Regions from separate parts of the Homo sapiens genome. Here region 2 is linked to region 1. A link is an interaction called in ENCODE POLR2A ChIA-PET data of the cell type or tissue named here. Cell type or tissue: OCI-LY7. All regions are shown on one strand. Each heading gives the region's core, and the rest is flanking DNA. Links, peaks and the distances in the headings are about the cores only. Region 1 has its middle 56 kb from the start of BICD1. Region 2 overlaps BICD1 (BICD cargo adaptor 1).

What was found. ChIA-PET counts read pairs that join two places held together with the same protein. Peaks named below come from ENCODE experiments on the same cell type or tissue, not always from the same donor. Only the 100,000 strongest peaks of a DNase experiment are listed, where the experiment ranks them.
Region 2: POLR2A ChIA-PET joins it to region 1 with 5 read pairs; 6 of 35 experiments call an interaction of 5 or more read pairs at or near these places.

Annotation. Positions count from the first base shown.
Region 1 is chr12:32,049,689-32,052,608 of GRCh38, forward strand. No RefSeq gene overlaps it. Among named protein-coding and RNA genes, the nearest start is that of BICD1, 56 kb to the right of the region's middle. In OCI-LY7, for the core only: no CTCF peak of the experiment used is centred there; no DNase peak of the experiment used is centred there.
Region 2 is chr12:32,297,693-32,300,612 of GRCh38, forward strand. The region is part of intron 3 of BICD1 (BICD cargo adaptor 1); the gene reads left to right. Among named protein-coding and RNA genes, the nearest start is that of FGD4, 100 kb to the right of the region's middle. RefSeq lists a silencer at 875-1,046. In OCI-LY7, for the core only: no CTCF peak of the experiment used is centred there; a DNase peak (open chromatin) is centred at 1,649; H3K27ac peaks cover 2,084 bases.

The sequences.
Region 1 (2,920 bases), core at 194-2,693:
CTTTGGACTCTAGGACTTACATCAGCGGCCCCTGGAGTTCTCAGGCCTTTGGCCTCAGATTGAAGTTATACCATCAGTTTCCCTGGTTCCGAGGCTTTCACACTTGGGCTGAACCACACTACTGACATCCCAAGGTCTCCAGCTCGCAGATGGCCTGTGATGGAACTTCTCAGCCTCCATAATTGAGAGCCAATCCCTCTAATAAATCCTTTTTCCTATATCTATATTTATATCTATATCATCTATCTGATCTATATCTATCATGTCCCATTGATTCTGTCTCTCTGGAGAACCCTAAGATAGTGAATTAAATGTTAATGTCCAACAAGCCACAAATCGGGAGTTACAGTCATGCACTGAATAACAACATTTTGATCAATGGCAGACTGTATATATGACAGCAGTTCTGTAAGCTTATAATGGAGCTAAAACATTCCTATTGCCTAGTGACACTGTGGCTATTCTGACGTCATAGCATACTGGATTACTGGTGTGTTTGTGGTGATGCTGGTGTAAACAAACCTGCTGTGCTGCCAGTCATATAAAAGTATAGCAGGCACACTTATGTACAGTCCATAATACTTTATAATGATAATAAAAGACTATGTTACTGGTTTATGTACTTACTCTATTCTTTGTTGTTATTTTAGAGTATACTCCTACTTATTTAAAAAAAAAAAGTTAACTGCAAAATAGCCTCCGGCAGGTCCTTTAGGAGGTGTTCCAGAAGGCATTGTTATCATAGTAGATGACAGCTCCATGCATGTTATTGTCCCTGAACCTTCTAGTGGGACAAGACGTAGAGGTGGAAGACAGTGATATTGATGATCCTGAGTATAAGTAGGCCTAGACTAATGTGTGTGTTTGCATCTTAGTTTTGAACAAAAAAAGTTTAAAAAATAAAAAAAGCTTATAGATTAAGGATATAAAGAAAGGAAATATTTTTGTATCACTGTACAATGTGTTTGTGGGTTTTTTTTTTTTTTTTTTTTGAGACAGAGTCTTGCTCTATCGCCCAAGCTGGAGTACAGAGGCATGATCTCGGCTCACTGCAACCTCCACCTCCTGGGTTCAAGCAATTCTCCTGCCTCAGCCTCCTGAGTAGCTGGGATTACATGTGTGTGCCACCACACCCTGCTAATTTTTGTATTTTTAGTAGAGACGGGTTTCACTATGCTGGCCAGGCTGATCTCGAACTCCTGACTTTGTGATCTGCCCACCTCGGCCTTCCAGAGTGCTGGGATTACAGGTGTGAGCCACTGCACCCGGCCAATGTGTTTGTGTTTTAAGCTAAGTGTTATTACAAAAGAGTCAAAAGTTTTTAAAAATTTTAAAGTTTAAAAAGTAAAAAAGCTACAGTAAGCTAAGATTTATTATTTAAGAAAATGTTTTCCAGTCTGGGCAACATAGTGAGACCCCATCTCTACAAAAATTACAAAAAGTTAGCTGTGTGTGTTGGCTGATGTCGGTGGTCCCCGCTACTTGGGAGGCTGAGGCAAGAGGATTGCTTGAGCCCAGGAAGTCGAGGCTGCAGTAAGCCATGATCACACTACTGCACTCCAGCCTGGGAGACAGAGTGAGACCTCACAAAAAATTAAAAAATGTTTAAAAATAAATGCCCCACCTGAGCAACATGGTGAAACCTCGTCTCTACAAAAAATTTAAAAACTACCCGGGCATGGTGGCGGGTGCCTGTGGTCCCAGCTATTTGGGAGGCTGAGGTGGGAGGATCTCTTGAGCCTAGGGAGGTCAAGGCTGCAGTGAGCTGTGATCGCACCACTGCACTCCAGCCAGGTGAGAGAGCTAGGCCCTGTCTCAAAAATAAAATAAAATAATCCATCCATAAATAAATAATAAATGTAGCATAGCCTAAGTGTCCAGTGGTTATAATCTACAGTAGTGCACCGTAATGTTGCAGGCTTTCACATTCAATCACCACTCAGTGACTCACCCAGGCAACCTCCAGTGCTGCAAGCTCCATTCATAGTAAGTGCCTGATAAACTACAGGGCACTTTTGGGCAGTTGACTTTAAAGTAAATAGGCTTCTAAATTAACAGCCTGAGGGAGGGCTTGTGATTCATGCAAACATCTTGTCCCTGAGTAACGAATCTTATTGTGAGTTCCTCAAATTGTCAAGTACTGATTAATGCACAACCTCCTGACACTGAAGAGGACTCTGACTCACTTTTGAATCAAATGTCGATATTTTAGCCTTTATATTGCAGTCTGTAGCCAATGATTGTAACCTCTGTGTTGTACCTCCAGTGAAAAGGATGGTTGTGCTGTCAGGAGTCCTCCCTTCTTCTAAACTTTCCCATAAAAGCCTTCCAACTTGTAGCAGACTCCAGAACACTCCCAACTTTGTTAGCGTGTCTTCCCAGGTCAACCATACATATAGCCTAGGTGTATGGTAGGCTAGACCACCTAGATTTGTGTAAGTGTGGCAGGCCAATTCTCCCTGACAATCACACAGACAGGCCTGCATAGCACTCCAGTTACACAGATTTCCACAGAGCTGCCTTAACATTGAGCAAATAGTTAAACCTAGCAAAATCGGCACCCAGACAGCAAAGCTAGAAATGAAACGTATGGTCAGTAGGAGCCTTGCGTGGGCTTCTCCCTAACCTGGAGCAAACCAAAATAATACAGTCTTTCATTCCTAGTGCAGGACCCATCTCGGGTCAACGAAATCTGAGACAGTCAAGGTAACAGAGCTGTTTGAGTAAATTCATTGGAGAGTCTAAGGCAGCACTCCAGACCAAGCTGTAAAGGAGATAAGATAGAAATAATCACTCTGGTACCACAGTACACAGGCCTTGAAGGTACTGAGGCCCTTTTAATCAGACTTAGTAAGCATTAGTTTGCCTCTGACCTTCTAGTTGAAACAAAATTAGTTACCAATAGACTTAGGTGAATGCT
Region 2 (2,920 bases), core at 224-2,723, 250 kb after region 1:
GTTCAAAGAATTTTCCCTTCTGAAGTATTATTTTTCTTTTAGTTATTTATTATTTTCTAAGTACAGTGTAATTATTGTTTAAAAAACACCTCTTACTTTCTATAAAGAGTCTATTTACATTCCATTTCCTTCCATTAACATATAGCACCTACGATAGAGCCTGATCCACAGTAGATATTAAATAAATACTTGTTGAAAGAATAAGAAAACTGGCCAGGCACGGTGGCTCATGCCTGTAATCTCAGCACTTTGGGAGGCTGAGGAGGATCACTTGAGTCCAAAAGTTTGAGACCAGCCTGGGCAACATAGGGAGACCTCATCTCTACCAACAACAAAAAAAATTAACCAAGTGTGATGATGCACACCTGTGGTTCCAGCTACTTGGGAGGCTGAGATGGAAGGATTACTTGAGCCTGGGAGGCTGAGGCTGCAGTGAGCTGTGATCACACCTCTGTACTCCAGCCTGAGCGATAGAGTGAGACCCTGTCTCAAAAAAAAAAAATGGGAAAAAAAAAAGCAACAATTCAGTCACACTTCTAATATGAAACATTTCCTCCAATGTCAGGTAATAATATATAAGAATATCACCCTGGGTGCAATGGCTGATGCCTGGAATCCCAGCACTTTGGGAGGCCGAGGTGGGCGGATCGCGAGGTCAGGAGTTCGAGATCAGTCTGGCCAACATAGTGAAACCCTGTCTCTACTAAAAATATAAAAAAGAAATTAGCCGGGCGTGGTGACAGGTGCCTGTAGTCCTAGCTACTCAGGAGGCTGAGGCAGGAGAATCGCTTGAACCCAGGAGGCGGAGGTTGCAGTGAGCCGAGATCACGCCACTGCACTGCAGCCTGGGTGACACAGTGAGACTCCGATCCACCTCAAAAAAAAAAAAAAAAAGAGGCTGGGCATGGTGGCTCATGCCTGTAATCCCAGCACTTGGGGAGGCCGAGGCGGGCAGATCACCTGAGGTCTGGAGTTCGAGACCAGCCTGACCAACATAGAGAAACCCCGTCTCTACTAAAAATACAAAATTAGCCGGGCGTGGTGGCACATGCCTGTAATCCCAGCTACTAGGGAGGCTGAGGCAGGAGAATCGCTTGAACCTGGGAGGCAGAGATTGCAGTGAGCCGAGATCATGCCATTGCACTCCAGCCTGGGCAACAAGAGTGAAACTCCATCTCAAAAAAAAAAAAAAAAAAAGAATATCATAAGGTAATATCATAAAAGACCTAGGAAATGTATTCAGTTGTTTTATTTCATTTAACCGGTATTTCAGGGGTATCTCTCTATGAGATCATGTACTTTTTAGAGACAAAAGATACAGTCACTGGCTCAAAGAGCTTGTAGTCCCAATAGGGACTCCTAGCAATTTGTGTAAATGAATATTAAAGCCACATGTTAGGTTTGGCAACACAGGGATAGATTAAGATCTTTAGAGTTCCTAAGCTCTGAAAGGATTATGATATCTAACCTTGACCGTCATGTAGTTAAAAATAAAGTTATTAAACTATGAAGTTGCCATAAGGAATCCTAATAAAGCACTTATTTTTCCTATGGTGACTGCTTTGATGTTGTCTTTAAAATATCAAACACCAGTTTTTAAGCACCTTCTTGTTCCGTTTCTTGCTTCCTCTGCTTTGCTGGGGCTCTAATCACATGGTGCAGCCTTACAACAACGGCACAGAAAGGAGTGATGAGTTTGCCTCAGTGGGCACCAAAGACTTCAGTTAGGATGAGATTCTTAACTTAGGTGTTAAAAGAGGAATAAGAGTTTTCCAGATGACAGCCTTTTCCCAGGCGGAGAAACATGAAACAGCTGGGTGAATAGTAGGAGCTTGTACCACATTTGAGTGAGTGGTGTGAGTGAAGCTGCCCAGACAGAAAGAGATCAGGGCCAGGCACGGTGGCTCACACCTGTAATCCCAACACTTTAGGAGGCCAAGTCACGAGGATCACTTGAGTTTGAAACCAGCTTGGGCAACATAGTGAGACCTCGTCTCTACAAAAAAACAATTTAAAAAATGAGGCGAGAGGATGACTTGAGTCCAGGAGGTTGAGGCTCCAATGAGCCATGATTGTGCCACTGGACTCCTGCCTGGGTGACATAGCAAGAGATCGGGTCTTACAGGAAGTCTAGGCCATCAATTGAATAAATACTACTGAATTTTAAACTCTGCAGTGCAAACTAAATTAATGTCTTCAAGTCAAGACCAGAGTTAGCAAACTTTTTCTGTGAAGGGCCAGATAGTAAGTATCTTAGGTTTCATAGGTCACATGATCTCTCTTGCGACTACCCAGCTCTGCTCTGGTAGAAGCAGCCATAGACAACATGTAAACAAATACATGGGAGTGTGTTCCAATAGAACTGTCTACACGAAAATAGGTGGTGGGCTGGATTTGCTCCGGAGGACATACTATTTTTTTTTTTTTGAGACAGAGGCTCGCTCTGTCGCCCAGGCTGGAGTGCAATGGTGCGATCTCAGCTCACTGCAAGCTCTGCCTCCCGGGTTCACGCCATTCTCCTGCCTCAGCCTCCCAAGTAGCTGGGACTACAGGCACCCGCCACCATGCCTGGCTAATTTTCTTGTATTTTTTAGTAGAGACGGTGTTTCACCGTGTTAGTCAGGATGATCTCGATCTCCTGACCTCATGATCCTCCTGCCTCGGCCTCCCAAAGTGCTGGGATTACAGGCATGAGCCACCGTGCCCAGCCAGGACATACTATTATTGGACAACCTCTGGTCTAGGCCATCAGTTTAACAAAGATTGCAGCAAAACAGGTCTACAATGCAAACTAAAGTAATGTCTGCAAATATAAGCTTATCACATAATCTGGGGCAGTCAGAGGGTTGGTTGAAATACTAGGAAAGGTTGGCAAGAGGTGTCCTATGTTGTCCAGGGAAAGAAAAGGAAAGGGTTGAGA